Linked DNA regions of Homo sapiens: region 2 is linked to region 1. Evidence: read pairs that join two places in POLR2A ChIA-PET (ENCODE). Cell type or tissue: GM12878. All regions are shown on one strand. Each heading gives the region's core, and the rest is flanking DNA. Links, peaks and the distances in the headings are about the cores only. Region 1 overlaps GNG12 (G protein subunit gamma 12). Region 2 has its middle 100 kb from the start of RPE65.

Evidence for each region. Peaks named below come from ENCODE experiments on the same cell type or tissue, not always from the same donor. Only the 100,000 strongest peaks of a DNase experiment are listed, where the experiment ranks them.
Region 2: POLR2A ChIA-PET joins it to region 1 with 13 read pairs; 2 of 35 experiments call an interaction of 5 or more read pairs at or near these places.

What each region holds. Positions count from the first base shown.
Region 1 is chr1:67,804,767-67,820,370 of GRCh38, forward strand. All of the region lies in intron 1 of GNG12 (G protein subunit gamma 12), which reads right to left. Among named protein-coding and RNA genes, the nearest start is that of GNG12-AS1, 20 kb to the right of the region's middle. RefSeq lists an enhancer at 14,300-14,594. In GM12878, for the core only: no CTCF peak of the experiment used is centred there; no DNase peak of the experiment used is centred there.
Region 2 is chr1:68,339,637-68,355,240 of GRCh38, forward strand. No RefSeq gene overlaps it. Among named protein-coding and RNA genes, the nearest start is that of RPE65, 100 kb to the right of the region's middle. In GM12878, for the core only: CTCF peaks have their summits at 3,303 (motif pointing left) and 6,757 (motif pointing left); DNase peaks (open chromatin) are centred at 3,275 and 7,945.

The DNA.
Region 1 (15,604 bases), core at 3,915-11,914:
CAACAAATTGCTAGAGACTTCGTGTGGACAAGTCAGGGAGTTAAAAACTTCAGGGGAATCTAGTAATGGGGGAAGGGGAAGCATGTTTGTGAGTTTTACCTCTAGAAGCTCTCTCAGGTCCTCACTGAATGGGGAAGAAAAATCCCCTCATGCTTCCAGCAGGGGGAGGGTGAAAAAAGCATTCTGAAATATACCAGAACATTCTATTCTTCTTAATATGGACTGCCCTCAGAGGAAACTATTTTTCCAGAGCCTAATCTGTTTGGGTTTTATCAGAGCCTAACTTATCTGGGGAAAAGAAATACCCAACTCCAGTACTCTCCTGTTACCCTGTCCCACCTAAGGGAAGAAAAAATACTGGGCAGCACTTGTGAGTTCATAGTCCTGGATGCAAGACTCATCTAAAGCCTCAGATCTAACCACAGAGGTACAGAACACTTCTGTTATCCCACACTTCACCTCCATGTTCCTAAAAGCCTATTTATCACATTTCCTTCATCTGGGACATCATGTCTGCCTTTCATTCAAATTACAAGGCATACTAAAAGACAAAAAACACTGAAGGAACCAAACAAGCATCAGAACCAGAATCAGAAATTGCAGGAATGCTGAATAATCAGACCAGGAATTTTTTAAATTTAAGATTAATAAGCTAAGGGCTTTAATGGAAAAAGTAGGCAACATGCAAGAACAGATGAATAATGTAAGTAGAAATATGGAAATTCTAAGAATTTTAAAAGACAGAAATAAAGAATGCCTTTGATAAGTTCATTAGTAGACTGAACAGGGCTGAGGAAAGAATCTCTAGGCTTGAAGATATGACAACAGAAACTCAAAATATGAAAAGCAAAGAGAAAAAACATGAAAAGAAGCAAAACAGAATAAGGATTATGGCATGTCTACAAAAGGTGTAACATACATGTAACAAGAATGCTAGAAAAATAAGGACAGAAGAAACAGAAGCACTATCTGAGGCAATAATGACTGAAAATTCCCCCAAATTAATGTCAGACACCAAACCACAGAATTCAGAAAGCTCAGAAACACCAATCAGAATAAATACTTAAAAAAAAAAACCTAGGCATAACATATTCCAACCTCAGAAAATCAAAGATAAAAACTTTTGAAAGACAAAAGAAAAAAAAAAAATCTTACCCATCCAGGACCAAGGATAAGTACATTGACTTCTCAGAATTCATGTAAGCAAGAGAGTGGAATGAATCATATAAAGTATTGAGAGAAAAAAAACGAACCTAGAATTACATACCCTGAAAAATTATCCTTCAAAAATAAAAGAGAAATAAAAATGTTCTCAGATTAAAAAAAAACTGAGGGAATCTGGTGCCAGTAGACCTGCCTTGTAAGAAATGTTAAAAGAAGTTCTTCAGAGTGAGGGAAAATGATATAGGTCAGAAACTCAGATCTACATAAAGAAAGAAAGCAAGCATCAGAGAATGCATAAGTGAAGAATGCATAAGTGAATTTTAATTGATTTAACAGATAATACTTTGATTAAAAAATAGCAACAATATATCCAATGATATATGTTTATGTGCATACATACAATTGATCCTGGAACAACACAGGTTTGAACTGAGAAGGTCCACTTCTACTTGGATTTTTTTCAAACAAGGATGAAAAATACAATATTTAATATTTACGGGATGTGAAACCCACATATATGGAGGGCCAACTTTCCATATGTGTGCGTTCCACAGGGCCAACTGTGGGACTTAAGTATGTACAGATTTTGGTTACATGCAGGGCAGAGGGGATGGTCCTGGAACCAATCCCCTGTGTATACCACAGGATGACTGTAAAGGGATAGAGAAAGACATACCATGCTAAAACTAACAGAGAAAACAGGAGTAGCTATAAATTTCAGACAGAGCTGACAAGGAAAGTTACTAGGAATAAAGACAGGCATCACATAATGATAAAGGGGTCAATTCTCCAATACAACATAACAATATTTGTCATGTATGCACCTAAGAACAGAGTATCAAAATAAGCTAGGTAAAAAACTAATAGAACTTAAAAGACAAATAGATCAATCCACCATTATAATTGGAGATTTCAATGCCCTTCTATCAGAAATGGACAGATCTATTAGGCAGACAATCATTAAAGCCAACAGTTGAACTTAATGGCACTACCCATCAATTGGATATAATTGACTTCTATAGACTACTTCATCCAACAACAACAACAGAATATACATTCTTTTCAAGTTCACATGGAACAGTCACTAACAGAGACCACACACTGGGCCATAAAAAAAACCTTAACAAATTTAAAAGGATATAAACCATACAATGTCTGCTTTTAGACAACAATGAAATTAAGCTAGAATTCAATAACAGAAAGATAACTTGAAAATCTCAAAATACCTAGAGATTAAACAACACACTTCTATAAAATACATGAGTCAAGGAAGAAATCTGAAATTTAAAAATATTTTGAACTAAATAAAAATGAAAATACACCTAATCAAAACTTATGGGATGAAGCAAAAGCAGTGCTTAGAGGGAAATTTACAGCATTAAATACATATATCAGAAAAAAAGAAAGATCTAAAACCAGTAATTTAAGCTTCCACCTTAAGAAACTAGAAAAAATAAATTAAATTCAAATTAAGCATGGGCAAAGATTAATATACAAAGAAAAATAAAATAAAAAAATTCAAATTAAAGAAAAAAATCAAAGCAAAAAAAATCAATGAAATTAAACAGAAAAAAAAATTGAGAAAAATCAATGAAACCAAAAGCTGTTTCTCTGACAAGGTCAATAAAATTGATAAGCATCTAGTGAGTCTGAGAAAAAAAGAAAGAAGACAAATTACCAATATTAGATATAAAGGAGGGGACACTACTACAGATCCCATATACATTAAAAGGCTAATAAGGGAATAAATGCACAATCTATGTACACAAATTTGATAACCCAGATGAAATGGACATACTCCTTGAAAGATACAATCTGCCAACATTCACAAAAGAAAACAGATAATCTCAAAAGGCCTATTTATATTAATGAAATTGAATCAATAATTAATAACTGTTCAAAACAGAAAGCACCAAGTTCAGATGGATTCACTTGTGAATTCTTCTAAACACTTAAGGATGAAATTATAACAATTCTCTAGAATCTCTTGCAGAAGACAGAAGCAGACAGAATACATCCTAACTCATTCTATGAGGCTAACACTACCCTAAGACCAAAAGCAGATAAAGACATTACGAGAAAACTTAAGAGTATCTCTCATGAATGAAGATGCAAAAATCCTCAATAAAGTATTAACAAACTGAATCCAACAATGTAAAAAAGAATTACACACTGCTACCAAAGCGGATTTACCTCAGGGTAAGTAAGGCTGGTTCAATATTTGAAAATCAATTAATGGAATCCATCCCATCAACAGGCTAAAAAAGAAAAGTCACATGATCGTATCAACAGATGCAGAAAAAGCACTTGACAAAATCCAACATCTATTCATGATTTTTTTTTAAAAAAACTATGTAAACTAAAAATAGAGGGGAACTTCCTCAACTTGATAAAGAACATCTACAAAATAGCCCATATTTAATAGTGAGTAACTTGGAGCTTTCCTGCTCTATGACTAGGAAAAAGGCCAAGATGTCCCTCTCATCACTGCTTTTCAACTTTTTGCTGCAATTCCCAGGTAATGCAATAGTAAATAAAAGAAATAAAAGACACACAGATAGGGGAAGAGGAAATAAAACTGCCTTTTTCAAAGATGACATGAACATCTATGTAAAAAATCTGAAAAAACTGACAAAAAGATTCCTGGAACTAGTGAGAAATAATAGCAAGGCTGTAAAATACAAGGTTAACACAGAAAAGTCAACTGCTTTCCTATAGACCAGTCATGAACAAGTGGAATTTGAAATTAGAAACACATTACTATTTATATTAGCACTCCCAAAATGAAATGCTTAGGTATCAATCTAACAACATGTATAAGATCTGTATAAGGAAAACTATAAAATGCTGATGAAATATATCTAAGAAGATCTAAATGAAAGAGAGTCCATGTTCACAGACAGGAAAACACAATATTGTCAAGATGTCAGTTCTCCCTAACTTGACCTATAGATTCAGTGCAATCACAATCAAAATCTCAGAAAATTATTTTATGGATATAAACAAACTGAATCTAAAGTATTACGAAGAAGCAAAAGGCCTAGAATAGCCAACTCAATATTGAAGAACAAAGTTGGAGGACTGACACCACTTGATTTCAAGACTTATTATAAAGCTAGAGAAATTAAGGCAGTGTGGTATTAGTAAAGAAACAGACTAACAGGTGAACGAAACAGAACAGATCCTAGAAACAGACCCACATAGTCACCTGGTCTTTGACAAAGAAGCAAAGGTAATACAGTGGAGCAAAAATAGTATTTTCAACAAATAGTGCCAGAACTGGACATCCACATTCCCTGCCCCCACCAAAAAAGAAAGAATCTAGACACAGACCTATAGCCTTCACAAGAATTAAGTCAAAATTGATCACAGAACTAAATGTAAAATACAAAACTAGAAAACTCCTAGAAGAAAACATAGGAGAAAATGTAGATGACCAAGGGTATGGCAATGGCTTTTTACATACAACACCAAAGGCATGAACCACAAAAGAGAGAATAAGCTACACTTCATTAAAATGAAAACCTTCTTCTCTGCCAAAGACAATGTCAAGAGAATGAGAAGCCACAGACTGGGAGAAAATATTTGCAGAAGACACTTCTGATAAAGGACTGTTATCCAAAATATATATAAAGAACTCTTAAAACTCAAGAATAAGAAAATAATTTGATTGAAAAATGATCAAAAGTGACCTGAACATATACCTCACCAAAGAAAACATACAGATGGCAAGTAAGTGTCTGAAAATAGGTTCAATATTACGTCACTGGGGAATTACAAACGAAAACAACGAGATACCACCACACACCTACCAGAATAGCCAAAATCCAAAACACTGATGGCACCAAATGCTGGTGAAGATGTGGAGCAACAGAAACTCTCATTCACTGTGGGAACGCAAAATGGTACATCCACTTTGGAAGACAGTTTGGCAGTTAAAAAAAAAATTAGACATAGTTTTAACCATATAATCCAGTAATCGTACAACTTTATATTTACCAAAATAAACTGAAGACATATGCCCGAAAATTTGCACATGGATGTTTACAGCTTTGTACATAATTGCCAAAACTCGAAAGAAACCAAAATGTCCTTTAGTAAGTCAGTGGGTAAATAAACTTTGATACATCCATACAATAGAATATTACTCAGTGCTAAAAGGAAATGAGCTATCAAGCCATTAAAAGACACAGAGGAAACTTAAATGCGTATTACTAAGTGAAAGAAGCCAATATGAAAAGGCTACATACTATATGATTCTGACTATTTGACATTCCACTATGGAGACAGTGAAAATATCAGTGGTTGTCAAAGGGTTAGGAGGGAGAGAGGAATGAATAGGCAGAGCACACAGGACTTTTAGGACAGCGAAACTATTTTGTATAATACTACACTGGTGAATACATGTCATCATGTATTAGTCAAAATCCATAGAATGTAGAACACCAAGAGTGAATCCTAATGTAAACTATGAACCTTGGCTGATAATGATGTGTCAACTTAGGTTCATTGATTACAATAAATGTACCACTCTGGTGTGGGATGTGGATAGTGGAGGAGGCTATGCATAGGCACAGTGGGTATACAGGAACTCTCTGTACTTTCTGCTCAATTCTGCTGTGAACCTAAAACTGCTATAAAATTTAAAGTTTATTAAAACTAAAAAAAGATTGATTTGTGAGACATTTAGTCTGCCGCAATGTCTGCTTTACATCTGGATTTGCAAACCAATACAATAAATTCTCCCTCCTCCTCCCCACCTTGGACCACAGGTTGGGAATGACAGGTCTACAAGGAAGGTGAGTGGCATTTTGGATATGGAAGGGATCTGGCCTTACCCAGACCTGGTTCTAACTCCAGTTCTGTGATGACCGCAATGATGACTGATGAGTTACTGAAACTCACTATGTCTCAGTTTTATTCTTTGTACATGGGGACGGAAATACTCTAAAAGGTTTTTAGCACCAAATGACACTGAATTTATTACATGTAATACAACAGGTAGTTAGTGTTAACATTTCTGTTTGCTAGAATCAGTGGTTCGACCCCCTGGACCGGCAGCATCAGCATCACCTGGAAACTGGTTAAAAATGCAAATTTTCAAGCTGCAACTCAGGCACATTGAATCCTCTGGTGGTGGGCCCAGCAATCTGTGTTTTAACAGCCCTCCAAGTGATTCTGATGCTCATCAAAATTTGAGAACTGCTGCTCTGAAGTCATAGTTTTCAACTTTCTTTTTTTCTTTATAAGCAGAGGAATCCTTTCTTCAAAAGGGATCTTATTCAGAAAGCTGATCCGTGGAACACATACAGTTGAACTGGTTCTGATTGAACTGGGTAGGGAGAGCTCGATGTGTGCCTTCGAGGTCTCACCTGGTTCCCTGCAGCCATCCCCAAGGGACCTCTGGGGCAGGGAAATGCTCTTTGGCCATTAGAGATACTACAATTTTTGGTGGCACCATTGACAGAATTAAAGGACTAACACAACACTAAGCGATTCAACCATAATTACAAGGCAAACCCTGCTGCGGTAAAATAATACTTCCTGGGGTTTCCAGGGGCATCCACAACTAAGCCACTCTGCACTGGGTCACCCTCCAGTACCACATCACTGGCCTGACTTGGCTATCTTACATGCTTGGGACAAAAATTTTCAGAAGTGACATCTGGCTCTCTTTGCAACATCTCTTTGTTACATCTTTGCAACATCTAGCCTCAACTTGATGTTACACTGCCTGTTGCCCAGAGCAAGCTGTACCCTATTCACATCAGGTCAAAAGACCTACTTACTCTGTGGTGTCAAAAACACATTTTATGTTTCAATCAAAGTTTGGTGGCATACTCCTGAAGAGAGCTGAGGCTCAGCAGTAAGCAGTAGACATGTCAGTTGAGAATCACTGTCTAGGAATTAAGTTTGAAAACTATTGATGTAGAGGCTATAACCAAGGAGACAATCATGGGAGGGTTTTTGCTGTATTTGTTTACGGAAGAACATGCAGTGCCAAGTATTCAAATGAAACTTACATAGGCTGACAATAAGTAAAGGAGCCAAAGAAGGAAAATCAAGATAGACAGTCACAGTTCTCAGGAAAAGGGATGTGCTTTGGGTTTCCAGATAAACAGCTGACTATGGAGTAATGGCTTAGGGAATGCCAAGTTAAGCAAGTTATTATAAAAGCTAGCACCCACTGATCAAATCAGTCATCTTTCATTAGTACCATGTCTCCCAGCTCATATTTCATATGGGCTGTGGGTTATTATTTTCTCTACTCTGGCAATGAGGATCTGCTGCAGCTTATTGGAAAAAAAAATCTGTATCAAAACCAAAAATATTTCCAGATACCATAGATTATTAAAAAATAAAGGTTGCAAATGGAGCTCATCTCATTGATTTTCTACTTTGAGCCTCTCCTAATCTGAGAGAGGGTAGAACGGGTGTTAATTTCAGCTGACAGATAAGGACACTGAGGTATGGGCAGACTATGTGCCCTGCTAAAGGTCACTGATAATCACTAGAGAGCCAGGTCTAAAGTCATAATGCTTCAGAATGGAAGAGGCCTCAATGAGCCATCTACTCCACTCATGTCAATTTTACAGAGGAGCTAACTTTCATCTTGAGAGGTAGGAGGGGAGGAGATAAGACTTAGAGTGATTCTCTTGGTTTGGCACAAAGCAGCTGCACAGGAGCCATTCGAAAAGAAGGCCTCTCACTTGGTGAGAATGAGGTAGGAGATAAGGATAAGGCCTTTCCTCCTCCTAAATGTCTATAAAAGCTGAGCTACCCAAAATGGTAGCTATATATTAACAAGTTTAATTAAAACTAAATAAAGCAAAATTTAACTCCTAAGTTACAGTAGTCATATTTCATATGCTCAAGAGGCACAAGTGGCTGGTGGCTATGACACCAGACAGACTGAACCTGTCCTTCATTGCAGAACGTTTTGCACAGAGATGCTCTTAAGTACACTCTTCATGACAAGGATATAGTTGCTGGAATGGGCAGCTGGAATCAGGAATCCTGGAGCTGCCACCAATTAGCTATGTGAACTTGGCAAATCTCTGGGCATCCATTTCTTCATTTGTAAAAAGAAGTTAGGCTCCATAATGACGATGGCCCCTTTCTGTTGTAACATCCCATAATTCTGTCCCCAAAGCTCCAGATGGCAAGCTCCTGACTCTGGCCACTCTTCTTTCCAAACTGGGCCCTTTATCAAATTAGATCAAGAGAACATGCTCTTGGACTTATTTCCCGTAGAAATGCAGTTGCTGAATACGAATAGCATCCTCTAATTATTTCAAGGGTCATCATAAGAAATAGCCACAAGAAAAATTTCTCTAAATATTTACCAGGAAGAACCACTTAAGATGGTGAAGAACCTATCCCCAAAGCCCCTCTCGTAAGAACCTACACCTACATGATAAATCTGGTGCAGTTTAGGGCCAGAAAAAAAGTATATTTCTCCAGAAGAATTGGTATGCTTCCTTTTAACCACAGAATGAAAACAACATTGTTCATTATGATTTTTAGGCATCAGTTAGGGCCTAAGCATGGGAGGCCCCTGTTCCAAGGAAACTGGAACAATTCTGTCTCCAGCACAGAGCTCCTGTCTTCCTTGACCCCACTGAAAGTACATTTTCAGCAGAGGCCACATTTAACACTTTTTAAAAGTAGAGTTAAAATGTTAAGTTTTTAAAAATTAAATAGTTCACTGATCCCGCTATACCATACTGTAGAATATAAACATGGAATACGATGAGAATAAAAAAAAATGAACCTCAAATCACTGAGCTAAACAGAATTAATTATACTGGAAGAATTTGCAGAAGGCTGAATTGTGGCAACTTTTGCATCTTTTCCTCCCCCATTATCTCTATCACCTCCTCCAATTAAATTAAGTTCCAATTAATTAAAATGGCAAGCATTTATTGAGTATCTAATCTATTCAGTGTCAGGCATAGTTGTAAGTATTCATATATATATGTGTATATATATATGTATATAGTAGTATATACACACATATATATGTAATTAAAACTTATGCCTCACAGTAACCCCAGGAGGAAGATAAGGTAACTTGTTCAAGTTTACATAGGTAGCAAGTGTCAGAGCTGGGATTTAAACCCTGCCAGTCAGGCTCCTGCTCTCTAATACTACATGAGCCCCCTTTTTAATACTGACAATGAACCTTTTCCCACCTTTAAAAGTAAAAATTTAAAACATCATTAGAAAACATTACAGAAACACATAAAGTAAACAAAAAAAAATTGTGCTTGCTTAGCAAACAGCTTTCAGATTTGTCCCTTAGCACTCTTCTACACTGCCAGCCATGAGCCCTTCCTGTTTAGAAATTTTAGAGAATGCCAACTCTTTAATTCTGTCATTTTTCCAACATTCACTCTGAACTTCTTCCGCATTGTTTTCTGGTGAAATAACTAAAAATCCTGCATGTAGTGTAACAGTCAACTAAAGGCATAATAACCATTAGCAAAACTGTTCCTACCTATTAATTCCTTGCTTAACAAGGGTGGGTCACAATAATAAAAAGACAATGAAGCTGGGAACTGACAATTCCAGTCTTTGCAGCTGTCATGAGACAGTTTAAAAATGAATTTACATAAGTGATTGCTGGGCTTTTTATAAACATGGTACCTGCCAGGAAACAGTTCCACTTTCTCTTCCCTGGACTTTCTGTCCTCTTGTAGATTCTGATTCTCGAGCTTTACAATGCTTTATATGCTTTCATGTTTTATATGCTTATCAGGACAATCTTCTGTGGACAGTAAAAGGAAACACGTCTCTTAAAGCTATTAGAAAATTAACACTTGAGTTATGTGTTTCTTTAGTCCTAGGGGTAGTGTACTCAAACAGGCACAGGTTTCAATTCTGGCTCTGCAGCCTTGTACAAGTTACTGAAGCTCTCTTGAGTTGTACTGTCTTCTGTAAAATGAACTAATTATATTGCCCTAATGGAGTTGTAATGCCAGGTCAACAACAGACACACAACAAAGTTACTTCCCATAATCAAAGTTGTAAAAAGTTAGTTTCAAAACCAAGCTGCACTTTTGAGATTCCATTTTTCATTTTTATCCAGTTTGTGGCCATTCCCAAAGGACTCCTTTCAGGTGCTTCTGGAAAGTGTTACCATACAAAAGACTTCTAGTTCTCAAGGGGGAATGGAGAAATACATGTGGATTGGAAATTCAATCCAAACAAAACCTCTCTAAAAATTTTTTAAATGGTATTTGTATCCAGGAAATCAAGGCCACAAATCGTTTCTATGAATGAGAACTTTACAGGTTGCCTTCCCTCACAATTTTTCCTTCACTTATATCCCTGATAAAAATAAGAAATGCTGCTGGATATAAAGCAAAATTAATGTTGACCACTAAAGCCATTTCTAGTCAAAATTCAATAGCCTACATACACCTCTTGAAAAAACAATTTGCTCCCAGGCTCCGTATGATGACGCTGGCCATGAGTAACACTCATGTCCCAGAATCCTCAGATTTAGCTTTCTCAAGAAAACTTTCCATGAAACACGACTTGCCAGGACAAGGCCTTGCGGAGGCTCCTTGTGTACCTGTGGCCCTCATCCCCAGAGTGCTGTGCTGTTACCCTGTGGGTTACTGTGTCGAAATGGAAGCGGTGACGTTCTTCCTTCAGGGACATTCCTTTTGTTTTTACCTAGCAGCATACACCAATAATTTGTAAGTAGGAAGAGTTTTCTGTTCATTTTTTTCTTAATGGACAGATTTAGACAGCCCAAAGGTAGGGCTCGGTATGTGCTGCGGGGAGGGGCTCAGAGGGCCGGCATGAGGGAGGATTTGTGCCCAAAGGCTTCTCACAGACTCCGTAACTAGATGAGGAAATGAGCCAGGATCCACAAGACTCCTCAGCGGCCAAATCCCGAGTTCTCCTTCTGTCAATCATCTGCACTGCAGAGACTTAGAGTACACTCCGGCAGCAAGAAGGCTGCTCTCCCAGTGCTCCTGCCTTGACCATGCCCTGGAGTTACCTGGAAGCTTTATTAGAGACTGTACCCTCTGGGCCCCATGCCAGGGCTGGGTGCGGCCGGGGCTCCATGATTTTCAGTCACTCCTCAGCTGATCCTAACATGCACATAAGTTTATGAACCGCTGCCCTGGTCCCTTCTGCCTTCAGTGAGGCTGCGGAAGCTGCTAGAGCCTATTATCTTGAGACTTTTTTTTCTTTTCTTCTAATGAAAGAAAAAGATAATGTACGAAATCATACATTTTGAGCTTTCCTCAAGTCAAGAAAGTTTAGGTCAGAGTCCTTAGTGTGAGTTTATCCCTTTGCCCCACCCACCCTAATGAAGATTACAGCCGACCGTAGTAACTGGAGCATAGAGCGTGCTCCTGGGCAGAGTGCAAAGGGCACCCTTTCAAAGAAGGTGGAAGGGAAATGTATTGGGAAGTTTATGAAGGGGAGTAAAGAAATTTAAGAAACAGATTCACTGCTCTTTGGATATGCGTGCAAGGGCTTTCACGACTTTCCAAGCCCCTGCCTTCATCTGGACTCCTGTTCCTCCTGGACACACTCACCCTCCAGTCTAGTTACAAATTATTCACTCTTAGGACAGGGCCCTCTGCCTCCAGCTCAAGCCAGCTGGAGACCTCTGCCCTCATCCCCACCCCAGGTTTCCAGGTGGGCCCTGCCACTTACGGTGTGACTCCTAAATACCTGTGGGGCAGCAGTGAGCCAGAGGGGTGGGGAAGAGTATAGATGGGGCTCTCTCCAGGACTGACTCCTGCGTACTCAGCCGTCCTCCCAGGACAGGTAGGGCCCGGTGACAAGACGTCCTGAGCCTGGCCAGCACCCGACAACTCCCAGCTCACTAGATTTAATGAGGCAGCACAAAAGCAGGAGAACAAGAGGTGTGGGGCTCTAACTCCACCTTTGCCCTCTGCTAGCCCATGACCTTGTGCAAGTAACAGAAGCTTTCTAGAAAGTGCCTCAGTGTCCCCATCTGTAAAGTGGAAATTAATGTTTGACTAGACTCCTCAGAAAGCTTTTTGAAAAGTGCAAAGTGCTTTAAGTTATTTTGATACAATACAACTTCTCTAGACATTAATTGAATCTTCTATGCATGGGACACTGCCTATCACTGACAATATAAAGATGAAAAAAAGGCCACTGAATTCAACGGGTACAATATATTCCACAGAGCAAACAGAAATGTGGTAGATAAAGCTACATAATTCAATGTAATAATTAGTATGATGGCTGAATAGCATGCTACTGGGAACCCAGACAGCAGAAAATTTACATATGTCCAGAGATGGGGGAGAGAAGAGGACAAGAAGGTGACATCAGGTAAACACTGATGGTCAGGTACTCATCTGAGCACTTTATGTATACAATCTCAAGTGAGCCTCAAAACAACCTTGTGAAGTAGGTAAGTACTGCTTTCCCCATTTTACAGATAAGGAAAGCAATACCTACCTACCTGGCAAGTTCAGAGAGGCAGTCTCTCAAAGTCACATGGCTAGTGAATGGCAGAGCTGGGCTTTGGCTGTGGGCCCAAAACCTGGATCATAATCTTTCCACACACTGTCTCCACCCTAACTATGACCCCATTCCTGATCTCCCCAGTGCCTTGCCCTGGCTCAGGCATAGCCCGGCACACCCCTCCTCTGTGCTTCCATACTTCTGTATTCACACTGCCATATAACATGCCTATTATTCTGTCATTATTTGTTTTTGTGTCTGTCTTCCTCATTAGCTTACTGGTCCTTAGGGAAGAAAGGGAAGGCAGCAGGTGCTTAGTAAACAGTTGGTGTTTGGTGTCTGGTGTTTAATAAATGTTAATAAATGTTTTCTTTTGTTTCTTTCTTTCTTTTTTTTTTTTTTTTTTTTGCGATGTCTCATTCTGCTGCCCAGGCTGGAGTGCAGTGGTGCAATCATGGCTCACTGCAGCCTCAAACTCCTGGGCCCAGAAAATCCTCCCACCTCAGCCTCCTGAGTAGCTAGGACTACAGGCACATACCACTGCACCCAGCTAATTTTTAAAATTTTTGTAGCGATAGGGTTTCACTAGGTTGCCCAGGCTAGTCTCAAACTCCTGGGCTCAAGCAATCCTCTTACCTCAGCCTCCCAAAGTGCTGGGATTACAGGTGTGAGCCACTGCACCTGGTCAATAAATGTTTTCTCAATGGATGAAGGAAAAAATGAAACTATACTAGGCTTCGACAGACTGGTAGGAATTTACTAGGTGGTTTGAAGGAAACATTTTCAAAAGCAAAGGCAGACCCTTATTCATCCTTATGTCCCCAGAGTCTTGTACTTATTACAGGTACTTAATAAATGTCTAACAAATTCTAGGCAGAGGAAACAGTGTGAGGAAATCCAGAGAGATTTAAGGTTACACAGTGAGTTTGGACAACTTGGCCAATGTGAATCACATAGTGGGTGTGTGGGGACACAGAAGTGCTTCTCAAATTATTCATGGGGAAAGACCAGGGGTTTTTTTTTTTTTTTTTTTTTTTTTTTTACTTCCAATTCAATATGGACCAATTCTTTCATAAAAATTCAGCGAAAAGGAACTGCCAAAAATGGGACAAAATACAAGTCCAGTTCCTAATCAGATTCAACAGATGTAAAATGATGGTCAAATTGCTATAAAAATTACCAAATATGGACTTATCTAGCTGCAGATTGCTAACAAAGAGGTCTGTCTGCTGATCAAGCTTTGCCTGGCACTGAGAAAGGTGGAGGTAGGAGCTATTGTGGAGAGCCACAAGAAAGATGAGCTTGTTCTACAAAGGAAAGAGAGATCAAGAATAATGTTCACTGAGGATTTCTGTGTGGCCGGCATGGTTATGAGTGCTTCACACCTATTAACTCATTTACATTTCATAACTTATCTGTGAGGTAAGTGCTATTATCACACCCGTTTCAGAGATGAGTAAACTGAGACACAGCCGTTAAAAACATTCCCAAGCCAGAGGTGGTAAGAAGCATCACGAGGCCTTGAACCTGGGCAGTGTGAATCTTCATTACTAGACTGCGATGCCTTTGGGGAACTCATAGACAATTTTCTATTGTCTATGAGTTCAGGAAGTGACCCACTGAAATTTATGTTTTCAAGAAATCATGCTGGTGGCAGTGTGCAGGGTAAAGGTCAGTTAGGAAGCCACAACAACAATCCAGGTGAGAGGCATGGGGGTAGGGAGAAGCAGACATGCGGGCGCTTTAGGAGGTGGACCCAGGCTTTAGTTGGGGGCAGGGTGTCCAAGCTAGGGAGAGATGAAGGGGAGGGAGGCGTTCCTGATGACTCAAGGGTTCAGAGCTTAGCAACCTGGGTGGATGGAAATGTCTTACAGAAAACAGGCAGGAAAGCAGGTTTTAAGGGGACGATGATGAGATCAGTTTTCAGCAAATGTCTATCTGAATTTGAAGAGCCTGAGACAATCTACAGTTGTGTCTTAGGAAAATTCTACAGACTGTGATCTTCGTTTACTGAATTCAGGTAGTCACTATTTTTACCCTAGTTCTGCCAAACCACTTTCCTCCTCCTCTTTCCCCTTTGCACTGGTTACACTTAAAATAGTTTAAAAAGCAGCAGTTCCAAAACCCTAAACTTTCCTCCCTTCAAAAATAACACAGTGTGTATGCAAAATGCCACACTCATTACAGCTTATTTCTGAACAAAAAGCAGATTTCCCTGCAAATTCTTATTTGCATTTTCATTAAATTCAGATTCTTTATAATGGCTTATGTGATCTGTTCTCTGTCTACTTCTCCAAACTTATCTCCTACCATGCATTCACTCATTCATTGTTCTTTACACTCCTACCACAGGAGCCTTCTTTTTGTGCTCAAACATGCGAAGCTTATTCCCAGCTCAGTGCCTTTGCACTGGCTGTTCCCTCTACCTGGAATGCTCTTCTCCAGATTTAACCTGGCTGCCTCCTGCTCATTCAGCTCTCAGCTCAAATGTCCCCTCCAAAGAGTGGTCTTTCCTGGTCACCTCCATCCCCAGTCCATCTCTCTGTCTCAGTCCCCTGCTTTGCTACCTTCACAGCACTTACCCCTTTCTGAATTGACCTCGTCATGTGATTTTTACTCAAGGAATTTTGTGTATCTTGTTCACAGTTGTATCCCCCAAGTAGACAATCAATAAACATTTGCTGAATTAAAAAAAAAAAAAAAGATCAGCCAGGCACAGCGGCTCACGCCTGTAATCCCAGCACTTTGGGAGGCCGAGGTGGGCGGATCATCTGAGGTCAGGAGTTCAAGACCAGCCTGACCAATATGGTGAAACTCTGTCTCTACTAAAAATACAAAAATTAGCTGGGTGTGGTGGCATATGCCTATAGTCCCAGTTACTCAGGAGGCTGAGACAGGAGAATTGCTTGAACCCGGATGGCGGAGGTTGCCAAGATTGTGCCATTATACTCCAGCCTGGATGACAGAGTGA
Region 2 (15,604 bases), core at 3,072-11,071, 530 kb after region 1:
ATCCTCCTGTTATACCCTCTCAGGGGCCTCTACTGCTATGCTGGCAATACTCATTGCAACAGTAACAATTGCTCAATGCCTGTTTTACTCACTACTGGGTGAGGAGTAACTTGATCACTGTCACATGCAGAGTAGCTTCCAGCTACCTTTAAGTATTTATCAAACCAAATTTCATTTGACTTCTGGGCTGACTTTCCTTTGGAAGTGTTTTCTTATTAAATGCTAGCTGGGTCAGGTGACTGTGTCCTTCTTAGCCTATCATATCCTTTCTCCCTCCTCTGAATTCAGAGACCAGAAGGCTTTTCAAATTGTTTCCTGACGCATTCCCATGGCAAAGGAAAATGACACAGGACTCCTGGAGGTCCAGGAATATCGATCTACGCTGCCCACCACATACAGGAAATTTATTTGAAGTCTCATGATTTAGCTGATAATTGGTATGATTGTTTTATTCTGCTCCACAAATTATCCACTTAGAAAAACCTCTCTTTTAGTTACTCACCATAGAGTAAAATGAAGGGTCTAAATGTCCTGCTTGCATATGTTGACTTCTAATTCTCCTTGCCACCAGTGCTCTATGCCACACAGACTTAAGTTTGAGAAAATCTGTGTTCTGCTTCTTTGGCCTTATGACCCTTGAGAGAGAAGATAAACCAGACCTGGAAAGTTTTGTTGCAAAGATAAAGATGGGTGGCCAGGTGCAAATAAGTATGATACTCAAGACTGGCTGGGTCCCTCTTCTAGCCTAGAGGCTTGCTAATCAAAGTGTGACCTGAAGATCACCTGGGAGACTGTTAGGCATGCAGAATCTAATGCCCATCCCAACTTGCTCTATCAGAATCTGCATTTTAATAAGACCTGGAGGATATTAAGAAGCACATTAAAGTTTGAGAAGCACTTAGAGAAATAGATCTTTACAAAATAGAAGCTTTTAAAAAAGTAACAACAATATGAAAGGGTGCTCAACATCACTAATCATTAGGGAAATGCAAGTCAACACATCAGGGAAATGCAACAACTACAATGATCAGTTATACTTCACACCCATTAGGATGGCTATTAGAAACAAAACAACGAAAAATAACAAGTGTTGACAAGGATGTGAGGAAATTGGAAGCTTTGCGAGCATGGCTTGTAGAAATGTAAAATGGCAGAGCCACTGTGGAAAACAGTACAGTTCCTCAAAAAATTAAACGCAGAATTATGATATAATCAAGCAATTCCACTTCTGGGTATGGACCCAAAAGAACTGAAAGCAGAGATTCAAACAGATGTTTGCATTCCTATGTCACAATAGATAAAAAACAGAAACAATAAAAATATTCACAGATGGATGAATGGATAAACAAAATGTGGTATATACACACGGACTATTATTCAGCCTTAGAAAGGAATGAACTGATACATGCCACGACATGGATGAACATTAAAGACATCCATGTCTTTAATGGATGGGGCAGCGGGGGAGAATAGGGATTTATGATTTAATGCGTAAAGAGTATCTGTTTGTGATAAGAAGGTTCCAGACATGAATGGTGATGATGGTTGCACAAGGGGATGAATGTACTTAATGCCATTGAGATATACACTTAAAAATGTTTTAAATGGCCAGTTTTATGTTATGTATCATTTACCACAAGAAAAAGTAATAACAGTCATAAAGGTTTATTTTAGAAAATTTGGAAACTACGGGGGGCATAATGAAGAAAATGTTAATCACTTCAATGTTAATCTCTAGAAATAAAAACTTTAAGAGTTTAATATATATTTATCTTGTCCTTTTTCTGTGTGTGTACAAGTTTCTAATGACTATGGAATATGTAGGTTTGTATTTTTGTAATCAAGGATGGGAATTAGCATCATGATTGAGCACTCTATGTGCCTCTTTCACTAACTCGATTTCTTTTCACCCTCAGAAAACATTGTGAAATAAATTTCATAGCTGCATTTTCCTAAAGAAAAATCTTAGAAAACATGATCAGGTTTGTAGGGGAGAAGAAATCTTTTCTTGCACCTCCAGAGTTTATAGCTGAGGTATCTATAATAAAAGGTTAATCAGTGAAAAGCATACGAATTTATGTAATACAAGTTTTATGTGACACAGGAACTTTCAGAAATGAAAACCCAAAGACACAAGGAAACAGATTTTTATACTAAGTTTGATGAAGAAATGGACAGTTGTGGTGAAGTATCGGACAAAGGGGGTATGATGTAATGGTAACAAACTGGGGAAACTTAACAAGGTCTGTTTGTTCAGATTATTCTCTATCTCTTCAGAGGTAGAGTAGTTCCTTTTCTCTGGACATTAGGAGGATACCCCTGGAATGAGGATCTTATCACCTGCTTTGGGGAAAGGTGAGGAGAAAATGAGAGACTTTCCTGCTTCTGCTGTTTTCTCAGATACCAAGCTGCTATACCTTGGGGTAATGTGTCCTGAACCCATCAGAATCATATAAATGGCAAGGATGGGATTTAAAGCACATCAGCCGGGTGCGGTGGTTCACGCCTGTAATCCCAGCACTTTGGGAGGCCGAGGCGGACAGATCACGAGGTCGGGAGATCGAGACCATCCTGGCCAACATGGTGAAACCCCGTCTCTACTAAAAATACAAAAATTAACTGGGCGTGGTGGCACACGCCTGTAATCCCAGCTACTCAGGAAGCTGAGGCAGGAGAATCGCTTGAACCAGGGAGTCGGGGGTTGCAGTGAGCAGAGATCACGCCACTGAACTCCAGCCTGGTGACAGAGCGACTTTGTCAAAAAAACAAAACAAAAACAAAAACAAAAACACAAAAGCACATCTGTGTTCAAAAACACCATATTCTTCCCAGGATCCTACACTGCCTGTAGCATTGGGAGACACAGTTCAGAAACCCAGCTCACACTCATTTTACAAAGCAATAAATTGAGGATCAGAGAAATTAATGTGATTGCCACATATTAAAAGCCTGTATCCCACATTTCCATTAGTATCTGATGAGGCATGAGGTGTTGTTTCTGAGGCAGCATCAGATCCTCCAGAGGGTGGCTTGGTGTTGACCTGGGTCACCTGAAGGTCTCTACTGGAGCATGGTAGATGGGCTGGAGTCAGCTGTCCCCTGGAATCGTAGTTTATTCTCTGGGCTTGAGGCAAATCAAAGAGTCTCCTTGGCACAATAGTGCTGGGGACTTGGCTGCTGCCAGGTGGAATGTTCTGTTTGTTTTGGTCCAGAATCAGCCTGAGGGCGAATCCTTCCTGGAAAAGATGAAGGTGCAGATGGGGAGTGGCCAAGCACACCATGTGGCAATCCTGCCAGCTAGTGGCCACATACGGAATGGGCCTAAACCCACCCAAGATGCGACAGGCCGGGGACTTAAATACTCAGGTTGGCTTGGAGTCAGAGGGCACAAGCTTCCTCACCTAGCTCTAGGCAGGAACGGGGCGGGGAGACCTGGAGAGATGAAATGATGTGTTCAAGGTATTGACAAAATCAGGATTAGAATCTGGTCTGTTACATCGCAACTCTTTTTAGTCATTTATTAAGAATGTTAAGGAACAATCACAAATAGGCTATCATGAGCAAAGTTATTTCTATTTCTCACAGTAATTCTCCAGTGAAGATACTTTTTTTTTTTTGAGACGGAGTCTGGCTCTGTCGCCCAGGCTGGAGTGCAGTGGCGCGATCTCGGCTCACTGCAAGCTCCGCCTCCCGGGTTCACACCATTCTCCTGCCTCAGCCACCCGAGTAGCAGGGACTACAGGCACCCGCCACCAAGCCCGGCTAAATTTTTTGTATTGTTTTAGTAGAGACGGGGTTTCACTGCGTTAGCCAGGATGGTCTCGATCTCCTGACCTCGTGATCCGCCCGCCTCGACTTCCCAAAGTGCTGGGATTACAGGCGTGAGCCGCCGTGCCCGGCCGAAGATACTTTCTTATGACTACTTTAGATTACTTTTTCCAGGTTGCATGCCTCTTTGGTAATGATATTGGGATCTACCAACAATAAGTAGGGTTCCCTCAAGCCGAAGTATCAAGTTCTCAGAATATACTGGTAGATATAAAAGATTTTAATCCCTGTCAAATGTTTTCCAAACACTATATAGACAATATATGTTTTTTGATAAATACACAATGAAATACAAGATCGTTTCGACCATAGCTAAAATTAACTTAAGTTAAAAAATTAAGGCCAGGCTCAGTGGCTCATACCTGTAATCCCAGTACTTCGGGAGGCTGAGGTGGGCGGATCACCTGAGGTCAGGAGTTCGAGACCGGCCTGGCCAACATTGTGATACCCTGTCTCTACTAAAAATACGAAAATTAGCCGGGCGTGGTGGCAGGCACCTGTAATCCCAGCTACAAGGGAGGCTGAGACAGAAGAATCGCTTGAACCCGGGAAGTAGAGGTTGCAGGGAGTGAGCTGAGATCATGCTACTGCACTCCAGCCTGGCTGACAGAGCGAGACTCCATCTAAAAAAAAAAAAAAAGTTAAAAGCCAACATGGAAGAAGTGGCATCGACAGACATTGAAGGACTGTTAGGATTTCAAAAGGTTAGTGATCTTATAATAAAAGGCACCCAGGAAGAGTTAACTGCATGAGGAAAAGTGTGAGAGCGATTGGGGAAACGGAATAATCCATTTTGACCAGATATTGTAATACTGGGAGCAAGGCAAAGAGAGTAAGACCTCTAGAAAGCCTACTGCATTTAGCAATAAGGAATGACTGGTAGTCTAAAAAGACCTGATTCAAATGAGTGACGAGTAATGTTCCCAGGAGTACTTCCTCATTCCATGGGATGTTAACAGGTATTTGGCAGAAAAATGATTCCATGATTAAATATGCTGGGGAAATATTTAATTAAATTAACGCAGTCTATTATTGTACTTCTCTGGACTTTCAGTTTGCAGATATGCATTGCATTGTGGAAAACAATTCTGAACAGCTGTTGATGTTTTAGGGAACCAGTGTTTTATAAATGGAATTTTGAAAATATTCCACTAAATATTTTGCCCTTACTTAGTTTTTACGTTTTCCTGATGAAAGAGATCTGAATATACTTAAAGGTAGAAAAGAAGGATTCAGAAAAAAGAGTGTGACGATTCAGAAGAAAGGAAATACAGTAATTCTTATAAGGATCAAATCTTATTATGTAAAGGGTTGTTTTTCTAAAAGATAAAATATATGGGAATATGCTTATTAGGAATTTTCTAAAAGCTGCATTTAGAGTATGTTACGTTCCATGTAAGGCAGAAGGGAAAATGAAATATACATATATTTGCCTATATTTACATGAAGAAACAGAATGTATAAATCATAAAACAATAAACCTGGTTATCTACAAGGGATTGTTGGGGGTGGAGATGAATGAGGTAGAGGGAATATAGAAGGATGTGACACTTTTGTGTCTACTTTTTTTGTATTGTTTTGACTTTTGAAAGCACTTAATTTAATTAATTTATTTTAAAATATTTATTTATTTATTTATTTTTGAGACAGAGTCTCACTCTGTTGCCCAGGCTGGAGTTCAGTGGCGCCATCCTGGCTCACTGCAACTTTGGCCTCCTGGGTTTAAGCAATTCTCCTGACTCAGCCTCCTGAGTAGCTGGGATTACAGGCACCCACAACCACACCTGGCTAATTTTTTTATTTTTAGTAGAGACGGGGTTTCACCATGTTGGCCAGGTTGGTCTTGAACTTCCTGACCTCAAGTGATCCACCCACCTTGGCCTCCCAAAGTGCTGGGATTACAGGCGTGAATCACCACACCCGGCCCTGTTTCTAATATTGCAGGAAAAGTTATAAGTATTTCAAAATGAATCAGCTTGAAAAACAAAAATCCTAATTCTTTAAAACAAACAACACTGTTTATTCAGCCAATTATAATATGTCGTTGATTTGGCAAAGGTAAACAAAATTAATTTAGAAAAAAAGAAGAAATCTAATTTCTAAGATGACTAGCAAGTCTGAAGCAATCTATTTTCAACTAGGAAATACAAAAGAAACCTACAACTAGTTGTCTTGTTAAATGAGAAGTGATAATTAATGTTTAGAGTCAAAGCACAAACATCCTCCAACTGCTGTTTTCATGGCATGATATCTTTGGCAAGGCTTTTGCTTCCCTCTTAATTGTGCATTATATATTTGGAGCATTTCTTATTGTATTAAACACCTTTTGGGTGCTTCTCACCTATCTTTGAGGTCTTTGGCCTCTTGTTCCAGCCCCAGCTGTGGAGCAACCTGCTGTGCATGAAGTGGGATCAGTTCCACCGGAGAACAACCTGACATCTCTTTGCCTTATGTCCTCTCTGCATATGTTTCACCTTCTGTTCTGTAGAGACTGAGGTGTGAGACCTCAAGGACATGCTTAGTGTCAATATATGTGCAACTTAATCATATGAGAGGAATTTATATCTTCCTGGGTGAAGACTGAGCCAGTCTGGATGGACTGTTCTATGAAGCAGTTTTTTACATGGCCTGTTGGTGAAAGGCACTGTAAGATCAAGGAATCAGTAGTTTTTAATACCAAGAGATGACCAGCTCAGTAATATGTATTCTTGTATCAGCTCTTACATTTCCCCTGCCTCACTCTCCTTTTCCCTCACTCTTGCTTCCTGGGATTGCATCCTATAATAAAGTAGTAGCACGTAAACTTTGTCTCAGGCACTGCTTTCTGGAGAATCCAGATTAAGACAGTTGTTCAATGATTGTTGAAAGGTATGGGAAAATCAAAGATACTTGTTTTGTGTTTTTATTTTGAGGCTTAGCACCCCCTAGTGGAATTTATTTTTCACTTTCATTCATACCGAGAGCCCCCAAAAGGTTTCTTGTGTACCATTAAGTCTTCTCAGGCAGAAATAGGTCTGGCTAAAACACCAGGAGATAAAGAAGGCTGCATATAGATGCCAGAGTCATTACATATCTCTATTAATACCTGGAGGAGTCCGTAACACAATGAAAAAACTAAGACTAACTCAATCCACATCATGTAATGTGAATGAAATATAAGTAAAAAAAAAAAATCAATTCTGATTGTTTTATAGCAATTCATCTGTTGGACTTTCCAGAGAACCTTCATGAGAAAACAGATTTTCTTGAATGTGTCTGATGTTGCTTTTGCCCCATGCAGTCTGTGTTTTTGTGTCAAGCAGGTTGTTACTGGTAGCCCATAGTCTTGACCTCTGCCAGTGCTCGGAGCTCATTTCAAGTACCCCATCTTTATCAATGAGGATTTCATCTTCTTAAATGTCCACCACATTGAGCCTGTTGTTAATCTCAGAAATTGTGTTCAGCTGTAAGAGATAATTTTATGTTGTTTTTGCTGCCCAATATCCATTTATCCTTTTTGTGGCAATGGTAGCTGATTCTTTGTTGGGATATGTAATCCTCCTCCACTTTCATCCATAAACTTTTTTTTTTCTTTTTCTTTTTTTTTTTTTTTTTTTTTTTTTTTTTTTTTTTTTAGACAGGGTCTCGCTCTGTCACCCAGGCTGGAGTGCAATGGTGTGGTCTCGGCTCACTGCAACCTCCTGCTCTCGGGCTCAAGCACTTCTCCTGCCTCAGCCTCCCGAGTAACTGGGATTACAGGTGCCTGCCACTGCGCCCGGCTAATTTTTGTATATATATATTTTTAGTAGAGACGGGATTTCACCATGTTGGCCAGGCTGGTCTCGAACTCCTGACCTCGTGATCCGCCTGCCTTAACCTCCCAAAGTGCTGGGATTACAGGTGTGAGCCACTGCGCCCAGCCCTCATCCATAAACTTCTTTTTGAAAATGCCTTAAGTTCAGGGTCCGGGGTATAATTAGCATATTTCATCACCACAGTGAATAGTTCAGGATTGAGCATATACCCAAATTGAGACTATAAATGCTGAGGATATTTGGTTTTGCATTTTTTTGTTTGACATTTTGAGAAGAGACTTTCCTCTTTCACTGAACTAGTTCTTGTGATGATGTGAGCCTGCTGCCACCGGAAGCCACCTTGCAAAGTCTGAGAATGCAACCAACATAGAGGAAGTAGAACTGAGAAGTGAAGCCAGCTGGACTTCCTGGGCCAAGTGGGGACTTGGAGAACTTTTAAAAAAATTATTATTATTATACTTTAAGTTCTAGAGTACATGTGCACAATGTGCAGATTTGTTACATATGTATACATGTGCCATGTTGGTGTGCTGCACCTATTAACTCGTCATTTACATTAGGTATATCTCCTAATGCTATCCCTTCCCCCTCCCCCCACCCCACAACAGGCCCCGGTGTGTGATGTTCCCCACCCTGTGTCCAAGTGTTCTCATTGTTCAATTCCCACCTATGAGTGAGAACATGCGGTGTTTAGTTTTGTCCTTGTGATAGTTTGCTCAGAATGATGATTTCCAGCTACATCCATGTCCCTACAAAGGACATGAACTCATCCTTTTTTATGGCTGCATAGTATTCCATGGTGTATATGTGCTACATTTTGTTAATCCAGTGTATCATTGATGGACATTTGGGTTGGTAACTTGGAGAACATTCCTGTCTTACAAGAGGATTGTAAAACGCACCAATCAGCACTCTGTAGCTAGAATTGTAAAATGCACCAATCAGCACTCTGTAGCTCGCAAGGGGATTGTAAAATGCATCAATCAGCGCTCTGTAAAAACATACCAAACAGTGTTCTGTAGCTAGCAAGAGGATTGTAAAATGCACCAATCCGTGCTCTGTAGCTAGCAAGAGGATTGTAAAATGCAACAATCAGCACTCTGTAAAATGCACCAATCAACACTCTGTAAAATGCACCGATCAGCAAGATCCTAAAAGTAGCCAAATGCAGGGAGTATTGAAAAAAGGGCACTCTGATAGGACAGAAATGGAACATGGGCGGGGCCAATAAGGGAATAAAAGCTGGTCACCCCAGCCAGCAGCAACAACCTGTTCGGGTCCCCTTCCATGCTGTAGAAGCTTTGTTCTTTCGCTCTTCACAATAAATCTTGCTGCTGCTCACTCTTTGGGTCTGTGTCATCTTTAAGAGCTGTAACACTCACCGTGAAGGTCCGCAACTTCATTCTTGAAGTCAGTGAGACCATGAACCCACCAACAGGAACCAACTCTGGACACAGAACTAAGGAATGGCTCCTGGAGGCATCATTTTATTCCAGAATGAGGCCACTGCTGAAGTCAGCCCTTTTTGTATATTTTACAATTACATTAGCCAATAACTTCCCTTCTTTGTTTAAGCTAGATTGAGTTGGGCTTTTTAATCACTTTCAACTAAAAGATTCCTAACTGGTAAACTGTTCAATTCTGAACTTATAGCCTTGTTCCAACTTGATTCTCTCTTGGTATTTATTATTTTAGTGATTGCAATTATCATCCATCCAGTTGTGCCAACTAGAAATTTAGGAGTTATCTTGACACCTTAATTTTTCAGTTTCCATATCTAATTCACCACTGAATTTTGGATATTTTGTCATTTAATCATATTTTGAAATGATCTAATTTTTATTCCATATCCACACTCTAGTTCAAGATAGCCACATCTCTCACTTGAACTGCTACTACTACTAAAATAATATTACACCTAACCTTCTCTGAGCTCCTCATCCATTCTCCCATCTGTTTTCCATTCTTCATCCAGAGGGATTTTTTTCAAAGTACAAATCTGACCATATAATGTCCCTTTATTCCAGTCCTCCTATTAAAACCCCAAAGTTACTCTTAGAATAATGAAAACTCCTAAGAAAGTTTGACTCTCACCCATCTCCTTCATCTCAGTGACACTAAAGTCTACACTCTAAAGTCACTGAGGGCCACTGCATAAGTTGATTCTTCTGCCCGGAATGATCTTTCTTCCCCTTTTCAGATCTCAACTTTGGGCCATTTTTTTGATTAAACCTCGTCTGGCCTCCATGATTAAGTCAAATAACAGTATTCCAGAATTCATATCACTGTGTGCTTGGTTTGGGATCTATCACAAACTAGGGGTGATATCTGTTTCTTGACTACATTTTTATTCTTTTAACATGAATGAGATAGTTAAGACAGAAACCAGTCAAAAGAATTCACAAAGCATTTTTTCAACTACGAAAAGCAATGTCCAAATGATAATTTATCTGCATTGCTGTCTGTCTGAAAGAGGTCTTGATTCCCAGAGTGGGTGTTGATGGGACAAACGTGGTTGAATGGTAGGAATGCGAAAGAGGCAGGAGGACGTGAATGTGAAAATCGATTGACGTAGAACAGATGAACCAGGCATTCTATTATTTTCTATAACTTGCTGAATGGGAATAGGTTGTGACTGATCTTATTATTAACCCTGGCTTGGAGAAAAATCCTTATAATTTCACTCTAATGTCAAAGTTTGAAGCCTATACAGCCATCCCAGGATAAACTGAACAGATCCTGTGGCAGCTATTGGTGTATGCTGCTGTTATTTTCCTTGAAGTGGGAACACTCTGCAAAGAGAAGAGTCAGTTGACAGCCTCTAGATGCTGCAGGTTTGGGGTCCATTGAAGTGAGCGTGATGAGGCTATATGGTCTCTGGGCTGCTCTCAGACAGTAACTGAGCATGGCAGGGGTACTAGAGCTTAGCCATTCTTGTCCAAAATGGGATTCCTCTAATGGGATAACTTTGCTCTGGGGTGCCTTGTTGACCTGGTCAAGACTCTCAGATCTGCATCACAGTCTGGAGCTTTGCCTTACCACTTTTCTTCCCTTCCTCTTTCTTTTCATAGGTCGCAGATGAGCATCATGGTCTGAAGCCCCTTCCCTCCTACTCCTGTTCCTTTTCCTTTATTATTCATAGTCATTTACCCCAATTCATCATTTGCAGATCTAATTCTGCCTTGGTATCTGCTTCCAGGAGGATCTGAACTGACACACACATTCACTTGGGAGCTACTTATGGAAGAAAAGGATGTGGAATGTTTTCCTCTCTCCTTTCACTGTATCTGGAGGGAGGAAAGTAGATTTGGTGTTAGGGAAGCAGGTTTCTTTTGGCTACCTGTATGTTGGTGATGGCTAGTTTGCTGCACATTCCAAAGCTGATCATCACCATCCATCAATTTCATCAATATCTCCTGATGTGGGGGACCTATAGATTTGGATGGTGATGAACATGGCCCTGAGCCACTGTCTAGGCATCTGCGGTTTCTGTGAAGTTTTACGATGCATCTTCCATCTGAAGCCATCTTACTTACAACTCCCATGCATGTGCCTCTGATGCATGCGGTCGATTTGGCACAAGCCTTCCCTTCCATCCCTACCCATCTTTTGATGTCCCTATTGTGATCCAATTGTTTATACCTCTCAGGAGACATGGTGTGTATGTGGCGAGAGTAGCTTTGCGGCTAAGCCTTGCCCTCTTCTGCCAATACCCATCCCTTCCTTCCAAAATGCTTTTCCCTAAGTTTTGTTAGGAAACCCTGAGACTAAGCAGACCAGAAGCTGGTAAGCAAGATGCCAGTCTCCTGTTCCTGTGGTGCCACTGTACCACTGTAGTATGGCTGTCTAATGGATTCCCCCAAACCAGGAGTCAGGGTTCATGCAACATGCTCTTCACATCCAGGAACTTGAATCTGACCCCAAAAGATCTCTTCCTGTTCTTTAGCTCATCTTAATTTTACCTTTCTCCTAGCAAGAGAATGGAGGTAGGGAAGACGAACTGTTCTTAGTTTACTCTGATTTTTTCCTTTGGTCCCACTCTGGCAAGTTCTTCATTGAACTTGATCTAGGACATTTTGGAGTAGGGGGGTAGTGAGGAAAGCAAATTAACATTTTCAGTGGCTGTCACTGGTCAAACACATACCTTGCAAATCTGTCTAGTTGCCCACCTTGTTAAGTTACAAGGCTTTAGTAAGATAACATATGTAGAGTGTTTAGAAGAGTGCCTGGACACAGTAAACAATCAGTAATATTAGCTATTATTTTACATTGATGAAAAATTTAGCCAAAGCCAGAAACAAATTTTATTATGTAAAAATCTTATATATTTCCTAATTCTCCCAGCAAAAGTGAGAATTTATCAAGTACTTATTCTGTTCAAAATGGCAAAAGAAAGTAATATATTGTATTTATAATTTTTAAAATGATGGGATTCTAACTTACTGGAGAATCCACAGGCACAGAATTAAAAGGGAAGGGTCCTTTGGTAAACTTCCTTCAACGCCATCTGCTTTCTAATGCTATGCTTTCTTCTTGAATTTCTCCTCAGTCTGTGCTTTGGGGCATCTCTAGTTCAGGAGTAAATGACTTTCACTATGTGAAAATAATGACATTTTCATCCCACGTAGTGCCCCTGGACAGAGTCATTTCACTCTGTCTGTATGATCTGCATCACCATGTGGATGTTGTATGAATTGGGCGGCTGTGGCTTCACTGGGTCAGATTTCCCAGACCTTTACACTATCACTATGTTCGAATACTATAGCACATTTTCTCTCAATTATTATAACAGTGTGTTTTAAAATGAGTGATTATTAAAATATTATTTTAGAACAGTTCCTGTTCTCGAATGCTGCCAGCATTTGTACTCCTAGGTAATCTTTTACAGCAGGGGTTAGCAAACTGCAGCCTACCACCTATTTTCGTAAGTAAAGTTTTGTTGGGACATAGCTATGATTATTTATTTTTTCTTTGTCTGTGGCTGCTTTTGCACTATAATGGCAGAGTTCAGTAGTTGCAATACAGATCATAGGGCCTATAAGTCTAAAACCTTTACTATCTGATCCTTTATGGAAAAGGCTTGCTGACTTCTGTTCTGTAGCGTGATTATTTCTGCAGAGGAATGTCCACACCCAGAAGATACAGGGTGGGGTTCTCTGACTTTTTTTAGAGGCAGATATTTGGCCACTTCTGAAGAGGAGGGAAGGGGATTTATTAGTTTTCTAGCTTACTCCAGCTGGGTTATATCAGCAGGGAGAAAGAACAAAAATCGGTGCTGTTGAACACAAGTGACTTACTGTTCCCTGTCCATGGCCCTGTTTCAAGTTCATCCTTAGGCTTGTGGCCTTTAGGACTCAGCTCCCTTTTTTTGGAGTTATATTAATATGGCACTATCAGTTTGAAAGGGAAGGAGAGAAGGATGGTCAGATTTTCCCTTTCATCAATATTTTGCCTAAAGTTGGCAGCCTTTCCTCTCAGCTTTGGGACTCAAAGATTATCCATGCTCTTTTAATATTAATATTCTGCCTAGCAGGGGGCAGCTTTTGAAGTGTACCTACATTTTGCAGTTGATATAGTTCATGTTTCCTTCAGATTTTTTTTTAAACCAATTGATTGAGAATGGCAGACTTTCTCACTGTCTCCTTCATGTGTCTTAACCTCTATTTCATATTTTCCTTTTGTCTATCTGGCAGTGCTTTGCTAATTCTTTTTTTTTAAATCTCCATTTTCCAGTTCACTAAATCTCTCCACTGCTGAGTCTAATTTCCTGTTTTTTAATTGTGATTTTTTCAATTTCTAGAATCTCTATTTGGCTCAGTTTTATATCTAGCTGGCGGATTCTAATAGTCTATTATGCTAGTGTCTTATTTTTCACTACTCTTCAATTTAAAAAAATATACTAGACATACACATCTATTATTTTGGGTCTGATTATTCCCAAATCTAGTCTCTGCAGTCATATTCTGATGTTTGTTCTGACTGCCAACTCTCACTTATTGTAGTTTGTTTCCTTCTCTGATAATTTATTTTATTGTGGTCTTGGAACTTTGTCTCTGAGAATTCTTTAAGCCCGTGCTTGAAGTGACTTTCTCTAGAGTATATTTGATATTTTAAGCCCCATTTCTTGGAATACTGCCAAGTAGGAATCAGTCAAATTACATTTGAGTTGGGGTTTTCAATTAAAAGGGCAGTTTGGATTTTGACCCTCACATTATGAGAATGTAGGTTTGTGTGAAGAATTTTCAGGGGAGCCATTTATTTTTATTTTTTATTTATGTTTTCTTTTTTCACACAAAGCTGAGAAACGAGTGTCTCTATGCCTGTGTCTATAGAGAGAGGTTGTTTCCAGTTTACCATTGGGGCTATGACCCTTTTGTGGTCCTGACACTGAGCTGACTTCCCACTCTGCATTGATTTTGGCCTTTGTCTCCTGTTTGTTGTCAGTGGCCCCTTAATAACCCAAATTTCAGGCCACCAGGGACCAAGAATCAGCAAGTACCTTCAAGGAAAAGATTGGCTTTGGTACTAACTTATATTTGTGTATCCTTGGACTCCCCTGAATAATTATATCCCTTCCCAACAGCTCAGTCATACATAAAACATTTTGTTACTTTAAAAAACTTTTCATAAGCATTTTTTGGTGTGTTAAACCAGAAGGGGTTTCACTTAATGTTTATATAGGCATATCAAGAAAGAAAAAAAGGAATTTAAAAAAAGAAAAAAAAATCACTGTTTCTTCCAGTTTTAACGAAGAAAAAAAAAGACATATGTAGTCATATTATCAGAAATGTCCCTTCATCTAAAAACTCATTTTGTCTACTCTTCTGTATATGTCTCTCACCCTTCTTTCTCCACAACATCTCTTGCATCTTTTCTTTATTCCTTTTTTCCATTCTCATTCTTATTCAAGTCCTCTACACCTTAGACGTGTACTATTGCAAGGGCCTCCAGTGCAAATCCTTCTCTTCCCTGTGGCCCATCTTCTAGTTCTTCCTGTACCTGATAGCCACATCTAGCTTCCTGTAAATTTACTTAGACAAATGAAATGCAAACAGTCAGCAATGGCATATTTGTATTGGTATTTTAGAAAATGTCTAAAAGAAAAATGATCAGCAATACAGGGAAGAGAAATTGTATCATTAGAGAAAATAAGTAAATGAATATATATTTTTATATGTCATATATATTTTACACATATGACAATGAGATACATATATCAGACATATATATTTATATGTCATATATATGCTATATATATATATATATATATATATATATATATATATATAACAATTAGATAAGTACTGTTCCAAAGCAGGTCCATGATGCTGTGTCTGGAATCAGAGAGAAAGGAGAGATCAAAGCTGCTTAGATAGAGAGTGAGATTCTGCATGGCTTTACAGAGAAGTTGGTCCCTTAGTCTTGAAGTAGCAGTTATGCAGTTGGAAATAGGTCAAGAAAAGGTATTCGTGGAGTAGAAACACTGTACAAAGACACCATTTCTTATAGTTTGTTTGGAGACAAGAAAGTACTGGAGTAAGGCTACATCTCAGAATTTAGAATGGTAGAAGATGTACTTGCAATTTGGATATCTGTCCCGCAGCAATTTATAAAAATAGCACCTTGACAATGCTTTTCTGTATTTTAACATACTTCCCCAACCCAACAGACTGAACGAGAGTCTTAAGACATTGGAAGTTGCTTTGTTATATTAATCACCTAATCTAAGGTTTAAATCTTCTCCACTACATCTTTCCTAATAGTTTTTGAGTCTCTTCTTGAATACTTTGACCGGCTGATAGCATGGGGCAACTGTTAAGACCAGGATCCAGATTGCCTAGGTTCAAATTCCAGCTTTCCCTAGGTGCGGTGGCACACCCTGTAGTTCCAGCTACTTGAGAGGCTGAGGTGAGAGGATCACTTGAGGTCAGGAGTTCAAGGCCATAGTGTGCTATGATCACGCCGGTGAAGAGCCACTGTAC